3 separate regions of the Homo sapiens genome follow, and all the other regions are linked to region 2. A link is a contact called in ENCODE Hi-C or POLR2A ChIA-PET data. All regions are on one chromosome and are shown on one strand. Each heading gives the region's core, a stretch centred on a gene start or an enhancer-like site at or near the end of the contact. The rest is flanking DNA. Distances are from core to core; before and after follow the strand shown. Region 1 has its middle 33 kb from the start of MUC22. Region 2 holds the start of LINC00243 (long intergenic non-protein coding RNA 243). Region 3 holds the start of C6orf136 (chromosome 6 open reading frame 136).

Region 1 (3,784 bases), core at 975-3,474, 210 kb before region 2:
ATTCCACTGGAAGGTGTGGTTGGTCCAGGGCAGTGTTCACAGTAATTTCGCTGGATGGTGTGGTTGATCCTGGAGGGGTGGTCACAGTGATTCCACTGGAAGGTGGGGTTAATCTGGGGGGATGATCGTGGTGATTTCACTGGAAGTTACAGCTGGTTAAGAAAGGGTGGCTGGTTGGCTCCACTGGAAATTTGGTTTTGTTCACCACTACCGCTACTATGAGTAATACTAGTGATAATAATAGTGGCTGTCATTTAAGAATGCTCACTATATTCCAGGCACTGTGCTAAGTGCCACATATAAATTAGTACTAAAATCCTTACAATACCTCCTTGAGATAGAAACTAATATTACCCCCATTTTATAGATAGGTAAATTGAGGTTTAGAGAAGTTAAGCAGCTAGTTCCAGGTCAGACAGTTAGTAGGTAGTGGAACAACGATTTAAATCAAGGCAGTCTGACCCCAGAGCCAGCCCCTAAAGCCCTTAACCCATGCATTATTCCATATCCCAGGTATGGGGGAGTTACAAGACCAGGGTTTACAGGGGATGGTGTTATTCTTTTAACTATTCATGATACTCTCCGACTAAAGAACGTAAGAGAAAAGTTGAAGGCCCATCAAGCTCCTCTCCAAACAGTATTGTGCCCTTCCTCTAGGGGGCAGATAATCAAGCGGAATCGGTTTGGGAGGGGACCATGATGTGCATTTTTACTACATCGGGTAATTCTTCTGAACACAAAAGTTTGGGGCTGGGCGCAGTGGCTCACACCTGTAATCCCAGCACTTTGGGAGGCCAAGACAGGAGGATCACTTGAGGCCAGGAGTCTCGACCAGCCTGGACAACATGGAGAAACCCTGTCTCTACTACACATACAAAAAAATTAGACAAGCATGGTGGTGCACACCTGTAATCCCAGCTACTCGGGAGGTTGAGGCACGAGAATCGCTTGAGCCTGGAAGGTGGAGGTTGCAATGAGCTGAGAGCACGCCACTGCACTCCAGCCTGGGCGACGGAGCAAGACTCTGTCTCAAAAAAAAAAAATAGTTTGGGAGCCACTGGTTTAAGGGACCCCAGATGGTCTTGACACATGGACTAGTAAAGAATCAGTCATGTCAGCTTGAAGAAATAAGATCTTCTGGGATTCAGGAAAGTGGCTCAGCTTTCTTGTTGGATCAGTTAGAGTTAAGGTGAGACTGAGCTTCTTTCCCTGTCATGCCTATTTTCTACCCTGTTCTGATTTTCCATCCCATTAACAACCAAGCCCTTGACCTCCCAGATCCCTATAGACCCTCTCCTCATCGATGGCCCTGTTCTCTCCCTGGATGTAGGTGCTGCCCTTCACCCTCCACATATGTTCTTGCCTTGGTGTTGTCTGGACTAACATAAGGATTGCCAATTTAGATTTGAGGGAAGAATCCCAAAACTGTGTGTCGATGCCTTAGGTTAGGGTCAGAGCCAAGAGAGAAACTAAGTGAGAAGTTGAGATGAAAAGCTGGCCTGTGGAGAGGGAATAGACTGGTTTTGTGTTGGTCAGGGGCATAAAACACAAGAGTCAAAGCCATGCTGGGGCAGATTCTAGAGAGAATTAAATCTGCGTGAGTGTGGAACAGCAATGTCTCATGAAGTGTTTAATTAGAGGCTAGATGACTGCTGTCAGAGACGCTGGAAATAGATCCCTGCCTATTACGGGTGGTCAGACACTAATTCAAGTTCTCTTCCAACTCTAATGCGCCTATATCTGGGAATGATGTATTATAGAGTAAATAGGTCCATCTTCTGGGCAGAAGAGTTGCCACTGAGAACAGAACGGAGGACAGATGCTGGGTTGCATTGGAGAGAAAGAAGCAAAATAATCATCCCTCCTGCCTTGAAGAGAATGGGGGCAACAAGGACAGAGTGTGTGTCCCAGAAGTTGTCAACACTTTCCCCAAACTCTACTCAAACTCCAAGATTATTCTCTTTTAAACAAAATCACTCACCATTTCCTAAAAGTAGAAGGAAGTGAAACAGCCAGCATGCAAGGGAAAATTGCTTTCTCTTTCTTTTGAGATAGTCTGCCTGTGTGAGGCTGGAAGGGAAGGCTCCTCCCTTAGTCCCGATGGGATTAAGCCTTAGAAGGGAAAGGCAGAAAATGAGAATCTTGAGGGTGGAGTCTCAAGGTGGAGATCTGAGGGCTGGACTACTAGGAATTCGGAACTCCAAAGAATAGGTCCTCAATCTGAAGAGAAGCACCGCTAGGGGGACCTGGGCTGCAGGGGAAGCTGGATGTCTGGTCCTTGATGTTCCTTCACAGAATGCCACCTCTTCTTTTTCTCTTTCAAAGAAGGCCTTTAGGGCGGGTACAGTGGCTCATGCCTGTAATCCCAGAACTTTGGGAGGCCAAGATAGGCAGATTACGAGGTCAGTAGTTCGAGACCAGCCTGGCCAACATAGTGAAACGCCATCACTACTAAAAATACAAAAATTAGCTTGGTGTGGTGGCACATGCCTGTAGTCCCAGTTGCTTGGGAGGCTGAGGCGGGAGAATCGCTTGAGCCCAGGAGGCAGAGGTTGCAGTGAGCTGAGACCACGCCATTGCACTCCAGCCTGGGCAACAGAGTGAGACTCCATCTCAAAAAAAAAAAAAAAAAAAAAGGAAGAAGAAGAAGGCCTTTAAAGCATCATCTGGACTGGGCAAGGCCTGGACATGTAGGCTGTTGTTCTTCCAGCTGTGAGCAGTGGCAGAATCCCCAAGCTTAGAGAGGAGGGTACAGCAGCCAGAAGGTAGGTGAGGGTGGAGGATGACTTAGTCCCATTAGGAAGGGCCTGGGGAGGAGTGGGAAGTGGAATAGTTCAAGGGCCTGGGCAACAGAGCAAGACCCTGTCTCAAAAAAACAGAAAACAGGCCGGGCACGGTGGCTCGCGCCTGTAATCCCAGCACTTTGGGAGGCTGAGGCGGGTGGATCACAAGGTCAGGAGATCGAGACCATCCTGGCTAACACAGTGAAACCCTGTCTCTACGAAAAATACAAAACAATTAGCAGGGCGTGGTGGCGGGCGCCTGTAGTCCCAGCTACTCGGGAGGCTGAGGCAGGAGAATGGCGTGAACCTGGGAAGCGGAGCTTGTAGTGAGCCGAGATCGCGCCACTGCACTCCAGCCTGGGTGACAGAGCGAGACTCAGTCTCAAACAAACAAACAGACAAACAAACAAAACAGAAAACAAAAAAACTCTCATGGAGTCTAGCCCCAGGTTTTTTTCATGACCTGCGAATGAAGGAACTGGAAGCCAATTACCCCGTTCCCATATTTGTTTTCTGCCGCTCCTTCAGTTGTCTTTGGGCTCTCTCTGTTGGCCTCAGCCAGAGTTGAAGCAAGCTTGGACTGTAAGCTCTCAGTCCCCAGGCAAACTGACAGTGTCCAAAGTGTAGGTACTTCCTTGATCATCTGGCTTGTCTGGCACACAGCACTGATGAGAAGACCTAGCTGAAGCTCCCCGGTGGAAAAGCTTCTATAAATTCTTCAAAAACAAAAGGGGAGCGCCTCTATCAAGGAGGATTAGAAGCAGGAGCATTCCTCTTTCCAGTGCCATCACTCTCCTTAGGTCCCCTGCAGCGTGTGTGCTGGTAAATGTTTAACAACTCACTTCTCGTGGTGCAAATGCACCCGCCAGAGCTGACTGCGTGTGACCAGCGTGAATCACTGTGTATAGAATGGGAAGCAATGGGCGGCACACCACCTTTTCGAGTGGTTTTATAAACATCTACTTCTTGTACTAAATCCTTTTATGCTTGAAATATCCAAA
Region 2 (3,852 bases), core at 516-3,015:
AGGCTGGAATGCTGGAATGCAGTAGTGCGATCTCAGCTCACCTCCACCTCCCAGCCTCCAGGAAGGTGGGATTACAGGCATGTGCCACCACACCCGGCTAATTTTTGTATTTTTAGTAGAGATGGGGTTTCACCATGTTGGTCAGGCTGGTCTCGAACTCCCGACCTCAGGTGATCCATCCGCCTTGGCCTCCCAAAGTGCTGGGATTACAGGCGTGAGCCACTGCATCCAGCTACTTCTATCTTTTAAAAAAATGTTTTTATATAAATAAAACATACATACAGAGAAGTGCATTAATTTTAAATGTACAGCTCAAAGAACTTTCGCAAACAGCATATGCATGCAACCAGTGCCTAGATTAAGGAAAGGACATTCCCAGGATGCCAGGGGCCCCCTCCTGTGCCTTTTAGTTACTACCCTCCCCAAAGGACAACCTCTCTCCTCACTACTACCATTTTGCCTGGACCTGAGCTTTATATAAATGGAATCATACAATGTGCTCTTTCACAGCTGGCTTCTTTCACTCGACTTTATGTCTGCAGATTTGCCTGTTATCACATGCAGTTATAGGAACATTCATTTTCAGTGCTGAGAAATATTCCACTGCATGCATATGCCACAATTTTCCTCCCCTTTCTCCTGCTGAAGGCTATTTGGGTCATTCCCACTTTAGGCAGTGTGGGCTCCAGTGCTTCTCTATTGGGAGCAGCTCTGCTCCTCCTGTCCCTCAATGAGTGCCACTCACTGAGGACACCACGGAGAGTGTGACTGGGCACCACACAGTGCCCCCAACTCAGGGGCACCAGGTCCCCTTTGGCTCAAAGACGAAGCAAGACAGAGCTTTCTGTCTGACCCCACAAACCTGTCTGCCATTTCTGCCACCTCCCCAGGACTCAGCCCAGGGACCCCTTTCTCTAATACCCACAAATGTGCACATTGTTATTATGGCCCCTCTGCCCCACCAGCACAAGGGAACCCCTTTCTGTTGGAAGGTGAGGGGATGGTTGTTCTTAGTGTCCATTTCTCCTAAATACCTGGCCTATGTCATAAATCCTTTCAGTTCCCATGAGGTCTCATGTTTGAAATTTATGAGGCAGAAGATGCTGCTTGGCTCTGCTTTCTGCTGACTGCCCACCCTCCTACCCCAACTGCTAGAAGGGCTGGGGAGTGGGAGGGGAGGAGGGAGAGATACAGATGAAATAAATCAGAAGTTGTTTTTTTTTTTTTTTCTAGAGATGAGGTCTCTCTCTGTCACCCAGGTTGGAGTACAGTGGCAAAATTGCAGCTCACTGCAGCCTGGAACCCCTGGGCTCAAGTGATCCTCCTGCCTCAGCCTCCCAAGTACCTGAGATTACATGTGTGAGCCACCGCACCTGGCCAGAGAATATTTCAAAATGTTAGCCCTCCACATTTACAACGGAAAGGATTTGGACCAACCCACTTCTGCCATCTCTCTTGGGCAATGGACACTGATGGTTAGGGATGCCCTTACTTGTTCCCAGCGGGCTTCTCATACTCTAACAAACACACAGAAAGGCATCCAGCTCCACAGTGTCTCAGTCTGTGTCATTGGTTTGTCTGGGGCTCCAAATGTCCCACTTCTTCTGGGCATCCATTATCTTCCCTGGAATAGAGTGCAAAGGCCCCTCAGCTCAGTGGTCTTCCCTCAGAGCCTGGAAGCCCCTTCATTATGGTGGCTGGATACTTTCTTGAGATATTAACATGTGTTTTTTTGTTCTTCCTGTTTTGTCACTGTTCTACCCCATTCCAGGAAGCGTTTGCACATCCTGGCCCCAGAAGATTTTGCGTAGCCTCACCAAGAGAAGAAGTTGGAAAGAAAAAAAAAGAAGTTGGCAAGGCATCCAGAGGAGACCCCGCCAGCACCTGGGTTCTCTGCCAGGGGAGAGAGGTAAGCACACTGGACTGAAGGAGGCAAAAGCTGCTCAAGGGAGTGGGGGGTGGGGGGAGATTCCCAGATGCTGTGGAAGGGATGTGGTTTGGGGGTCCTTGGAGTAGTGAGGAGAAGCCCTGCTCCCACATAGAACCCCACACACACAACAGTGGGGATGGAGGGAGGTCAGGGATTCCAAAGGAAACTAGCTAAGAACCTTGGCCTTACTAACCACAAAGACTCCCATTCATATCAGCTGTGTCTGAAGGTCAGAGGCCCAGACTCTGAATGTTCTAGGCTGGGTCAGACCCCTGGGATGGTCACTGGACCCCATAGGAGAAGAGATAGGGGAGTCCCTAATAAAACTTCAATTACATTTCCTGCCTGCTTGGTCAGTGGATACTAAATGCAGATGACTTAGAAAAAGAAAGAATTGTGAGATGCTGTGGAGTCAACTCAATGTCATCATTAGCGTCTTCCTCTTCAGAGTCCTGTATCCCAGCGACGGAGCTCAAGGTTCAGACTAAAGGCTTCCTACCCCTGGCAAGGAGGTCTTTATAGTGGAGGTGAACGTTTACACACTACACTCTGAGAATTTTTTTTTTAAAGTAGCCTCTATTTTGTATGTCTTCTCATCCTGTTAGAGTAAGTAGCTAGTCAGGGATGAGCAGGGCAGGAGAGGGCGCCCCAGACACACACCCACAGGAATGTCAGGCAAACATCAGGTGAGGGTCAGGCAGTTGTTAACGGGCTCTCTAAAATAATTGGTCACAGCTGGCACCAGAGACAGGCAGTCTCCCAATAGAAACATCTGAAACTGGTGATCAGCAGTTTCCCAATAAGATCCCAGTAAGTGACCAAAGAGGCAAGAATTGAGGTTGCTGCAGACCCCTATGGATTTGCTGCCACTAACGATCCCTACTACTGCTGCTGGGGAGGAGGTTTTAATAGTATCTATTAATTAAAGATATCCCAGTCTCTTTTCTATCCTCCCTCCCCAAATACTGCTCGGTCCACCTCATGAGATTGTCCTGGGCCTTTTGAGACCCAGGCAATGGGAAGAGAAGGCCATGGAAGTGGACTGAGAATGCTGGGTGTCTAGATTAACTATGCTGCCCTCCGGAAGGCACCTCCAGTAGGATGCACAGCTGTGGCTATCAGCAAATTCCCCTTCCTCCTCTTGCAGGTGCCCTAGAGAACATGGATAGGGCTGCAGGTGGTTAATGGTTCAAAGACTACTCAGTGAAGACGCTGCCTGGGGGAACAGAGTGTGGCCACATCTAAGGAAAGAAGGTACAGGTGAACAGGAGAGGAGGTGAAGGAGAAGCGAGCAGGTGGGGGTTGCGGAGGGGCTGAGGAAGGTCAGGCAGAGCCAGGAGACCAATCCAGCTCCTTGGAAGGTAGCTCAGTTGACTCCTTACCATGTGGCATTTGTAAAAGGTGGACAGTAGAGGCCTGGGGCCAGAGAGAGGCTGGACCAGATTCCCACTGTAAAAATCTCCTTGCCAAGGTCCAGGTAGGGTGTCCTTAAGTCTGAATCTTGATCCCCATCGCTGGGATACAGGACTCTGAAAGAGGAAGATGCTAAATGACTGCATTTGGGGAGGGAAAGACACGCTCACTTCTCCCCAGCCCCAAGTTGCCCTGTGTTGCTGCCACACTACGTAACTACAGTCATAAACTATATTTGAAGCATGATGGAACCTGAACCATGGCAGTAGCTTAAGTTGACTACATTAACAGGGAAAGCTGAGTCATGATTCTATACTGAATATAAAAATTAAGTCAGATGTGCTCACTCACATGCACACAAATATTCTGGAAAGCTGAGATCCACAGCCCCAAGATGGGGAAAGGGCTCCCCCTGGTGGGATTGCCAGAGGTTCCCCCATGGAACTGCACGCCCCAGACCAAGCCAAAGCCCCAAGCAAAACAATCTGCTATGTCATGCAGGATTGGAA
Region 3 (4,115 bases), core at 379-2,878, 180 kb after region 2:
TGCTGGGATTACAGGCGTGAGCCACCGTGCCCGGCCCAGTGTTGGAATCTTAAAGAAATGTGGCCGGGCGCGGTGGCTCACGCCTGTAATCCCAGCACTTTGGGAAGCCGAGGCGGGCGGATCACGAGGTCTAGGAGTTCGAGACCAGCCTGGCCAATATGGTGACACCCCATCTCTACTAAAGATACAAAACAATTAGCCGGGTGTGGTGGCGGGAGCCTGTAGTCCCAGCTACTCGGGAGGCTGAGGAAGGAGAATTGCTTGAACCCAGGAGACGGAGATTGCAGTGAGCCGAGATGGTGCCAATGCACTTCAGCCTGGGTGACGGAGCAAGACTCCATTTCAAAAAAAAAAAAAAAAAGATTCCAACACTGGGGGCAGTTTCACCTCTCTTATCGCAAGAATCATGTAATACATACTTGATGAGTTAACGAATAACAGGTTTTATTGTACTGTGGATTAAATGCTGTGGCCTGTACATCTCCATGATTAAGTGTGCGAGGCAAATGTACAGAGAAAAAAGAATATCCAGCTGAAGCTAGGAATCTGAATTCTATCATGTAACTTTAGGCATTCTCATTCCCTATGCCTCCGCTTCCTACAAATGTCCTATAAATGAGAACAATAAAGCCTCACTGGGTTATGAGGCCTATATGAAATAATGAATGTAAACAAAACGTAGCGACCTAGAAAGCAGTACATAAATGGAAGCTATTATCATTTCGGGCCCCTCTAATGACAGACACAACCTCAGGAGACAGTTAAAGGCTGGCCTTCACTCTCCTGGGTTTACCGACGTTGAAACTGCAAGGGGAGGTCACCCAAAGTTAGGCCTCACCCGAGTCCCTCCGCTCCCAAGGAACCCCCCAGGGGATCGTCTCACTGCAGGGAAGGCGGGCGGACCGCTCGGGTACCTCGGTCCCCGATGGTGTCCTAGAGGCGCCGTCTCTGCTGGGGGCGTGGCCATCTTGCCAGCCCGGGCGCAGGGGCCCGAACCGGGTGCACACTGGCCGGCCTTCCTGCCAGGACCGCTCTCCGAGTGCAAGACGGGCGGGCTGCTGAGGGCGCCCCGCGGGTCTGGTCTGGGCCGGGGAACTCCGGGACGGCGCCGCAGCAGGGCTACGAATCTCTCGGCCCCTGCCCTTCAAATCACCTCTAGGCACAGGTAACCGCGGAGAGTCGGGCGCAACGCAGACGCGCCCCGCTGCCTGGCCTTGACCCCGCCTGACCGCCCTCAAACCTGGGAGGACCGACGTCCTTGCGCGACAGGCCCGGCAGCGCCTCCCTCCCGCTCCCGCGACCCCTAGCCTGTCCACGCGCTGCAGGGCACAGGTGGGAAGGGGCGGCGGGTGTCTCTGCGCCTGCGCGGAACCCAGCGCGCGCTCCGCCCCACGCACCGGCTTTGAGGAGGGTCTCTCCCCGCCCCCTCTCCTCCCTCCCTCTTCTCCTCCGCTCACCTGGGGTCGAGCCTGGTAGGCGCGCAGGCAAGGGCCGAGACGCCGGGCCGCACCCCGGCTGGGCTGGTACATGATCTTCCGGGAGTGGAGAAGGAGCCTCCTGAGTCCGACCTCCGGCCTCCTCACAGGGGTGAGCGCGCCCCAGAGCCGGCTTCGTGAAGGGGAAAGGAGGCCGGGGCGGGGGGGTAGGGGGGGAAGGGGCTGAGGGAGGGAAACGGAGATGTCCCGCGCTTGCGCACTGCAGGCTCGAGGGAAGCGGCTGAAGCGCTCTGTCGGCTGTAAGCGCGCCTGCGCCCGCGGGCTCGGAGACTGCCTGAGTGCGCTTGCGCAAGTTACAGCCTCCCCCGCCCCCCCAAGCGCTGTATTCACAGCTGAGGCCTTTGAGCAAAAAGCTGAGCAAAAACAGGGCTGAAGGCTGAATGGGTGCAACGACAGTGAGGGGTGAGGCGGCTGAAATAATGAGTCAAATTTTTCAACAGCTCTTGTGATAAAAATAAATACTTTTATTGGTCTGGTTAAAAGATACAAATGACTTGAATCTGATAAGCCTGCTGAATGAATGAATGAATGAATGTATCCATCTATTATGAGGGTTGGGCTTTGGCTCTTTCCTGTAGTGAGGGAGAAATAATACTTTGAAGATGTTTGACGGGGCTGCGGTCACCAAGGCCTGGTGCTGCGACGTTCCTGCAGGTTTCGAATGAACCTGGCGTTGAGTATGTCCCCACCCACTGTCCAGGACTGGGCTGGCGGGGCCGGGGCCTGTGGAGGAGCTGTGTGCATGGGCTTCTCCCCAGACCCATCCTGTGACAAGGCCTGCTCCTCACTGGCAGACCTGGTAGGTGGGGAGATGGAGAGTGGGTTATAGGAATACTAAAGAGGAAATTAAGATTACAGACTCTTCAAGGTCTCGGGCCAGGTTTTAATGTAGGACACATGATGGGTATGAAGCTGGAACCATTAGTGCTATGTCCAAATTTAAAACCTCTCAGAGAATCCGTATTCCAAAGGGAAGTACCAGAGTTGAACCTGTGGGGGAAAGGGGCTTGCAGGATGTAAGGTAGAAGGAATTGTGGGAGGAGCTGGTGTCCAGTTCATACAATAAGATTTAAGAGTAGGAAGTGACTGAGAATGATGTTAGGAAGGGAGTCAGATGGTGGTGGGAGGCTGTTAGGGGAGGGGTTTAGACCTCACCTATTCTTTGTTTCCTGTTCTCCCTGCTTGGAGTCTTGGTTGCCTGTGGAAATATCAGGCATGTGAATGGGAAGGCAGGAGTAGACAGTGAATGTGGCCTACTTGATTTGAGGGTAGGGAGGAGTGAATACTTACCTGTATTGGGGGATGAGGAATTCACCCCCCCATGGCGGCTGTAGCAGCAGCTTTGGGCTACCAGACCTGGGGGAGTCCCCCTGTAGAAGAAATGGGAGATGATGGGGAGGAGGCTACTGGATGAAAGATGGGTGGGTATGGAGGAATCAGAGGAGAGGAGTAAAAGGAATAGCACAGGAACAAAGAGAAGGGGGTAATTATCATTCCTAACAGGTTTTAATCAAAGCTGTGCCCCAGAAAAGGGCGGGGGAAGTTCATTTTATACCCAAGATTTTCTGGAGTGCTTCTGATTTATTGCTCTATTCTTTCTAGTTGAGGTAATGTGTTAAATCTATGGCTAGGTGTGATCCAAATCATGTCAGAAGAACAGACTCACATGTGGTCAAAAATGTGTTGGATCGGGTACTCTGGTGTTTGGTTTGGAAAACAGGGTTACCTTAACTATAAGATTCCTTAGACCAGGCTGGGCGCGGTGGCTCAGGCTTGTAATCCCAGCACTTTGGGAGGCCAAGACGGGCAGATCACGTGATCAGGAGATCGAGACCAACCTGGCCAACATGGTGAAACCCTGTCTCTACTAAAAATACACAAACTAGCTGGGCACGGTGGTGCACTTCTGTAATCCCAGCTACTTGGGAGGCTAAGGCAGGAGAATCGCTTGAACCCAGGAGGCGGAGGTTGCAGTGAGCTGAGATTGTGCCACTGCACTCCAGCCTGGCGACAGAGCAAGACTCCATCTCAAAAAAAAAAAAAAAGATTCCTTAGACCAGAGGGAAATAGGAAGTGACAAGGCTGAATTTTGAATTTAGGAGGAAAAGGAAGGGGGCCTCTGTAAATAGGGTGACAGACTGTGTTGCACTCTCAATGGAGGTAAGGGTTTGTCTTGAGAGAGATCCAGCGGTTTAGTGGAGCAGACGTCAGGTAATCAGAGTGGGAAGACGAATACAGGAGGCAGGAGGTAATTAGTGGATCCAGAGATGTTGGTAAGCTTTGACATCTTGGCAAAGGCACGCCCAGAGTAAAGGGTAGAAGTCACTGGGGAGAGCTGGAGGTTCCTGGAGGGAATGAGGGAGTAGATACGGAAGCCCACACACAGGGATCCAGCACCTACATGAAAGGAGACACAGAATCTGCAGGAGGACTAACAGTGAAGATGGGGATAGGCAGACACCAGACTCAGGAGCTCTGAGGCTCCTGGGTAAAAGATGTGCAGATCTCAGAAGTGAGAAATGAGAGGGACAGAGGTCCTGAGATCCCAGGAAAATAAGGGATGACGCACAAATGAGGCTGACAACTTTTTTTTTTGTGATTCTTTTTTTCATTGAAAAT

What was found. Hi-C counts contacts between places; a loop is a spot of excess contacts on that map. ChIA-PET counts read pairs that join two places held with the same protein, here RNA polymerase II (POLR2A). Pooled maps may share reads with other maps.
Region 1: a loop to region 2 is called in a map of CD8-positive, alpha-beta T cell, with 33 times the contacts of the local background. The contact joins the enhancer-like site here to the promoter of LINC00243 in region 2. A Hi-C loop is called at or near these places in 3 of 168 maps with a recorded cell type or tissue (CD8-positive, alpha-beta T cell and K562) and 11 of 50 pooled maps. POLR2A ChIA-PET finds 5 or more read pairs at or near these places in 2 of 52 experiments (activated T-cell and activated naive CD4-positive, alpha-beta T cell).
Region 3: a loop to region 2 is called in a pooled map, with 2.2 times the contacts of the local background. The contact joins the promoter of C6orf136 here to the promoter of LINC00243 in region 2. A Hi-C loop is called at or near these places in 3 of 50 pooled maps. POLR2A ChIA-PET finds 5 or more read pairs at or near these places in 5 of 52 experiments (GM10248, H1, WTC11 and 2 more).

The regions. Positions count from the first base shown.
Region 1 is chr6:31,041,376-31,045,159 of GRCh38, reverse strand. No RefSeq gene overlaps it. Among named protein-coding and RNA genes, the nearest start is that of MUC22, 33 kb to the right of the region's middle. Within about 2 kb of position 2,224, at least 2 of the 41 ENCODE cell types and tissues checked have a DNase peak (open chromatin) inside an H3K27ac peak, as active enhancers do.
Region 2 is chr6:30,828,572-30,832,423 of GRCh38, reverse strand. It overlaps LINC00243 (long intergenic non-protein coding RNA 243), which reads left to right and starts at 1,765. Exons shown (of 2, transcript NR_130726.1): 1 at 1,765-1,909. RefSeq lists enhancers at 2,819-3,718, 3,598-3,852.
Region 3 is chr6:30,644,646-30,648,760 of GRCh38, reverse strand. C6orf136 (chromosome 6 open reading frame 136) reads right to left here and starts at 1,628. Exons shown (of 6, transcript NM_001161376.2): 1 at 915-1,628. The coding sequence starts at 1,529. It overlaps ATAT1 (alpha tubulin acetyltransferase 1), which reads right to left. Exons shown (of 13, transcript NM_001413067.1): 11 at 2,787-2,866; 12 at 2,652-2,694; 13 at 1,940-2,292. The coding sequence ends at 2,118.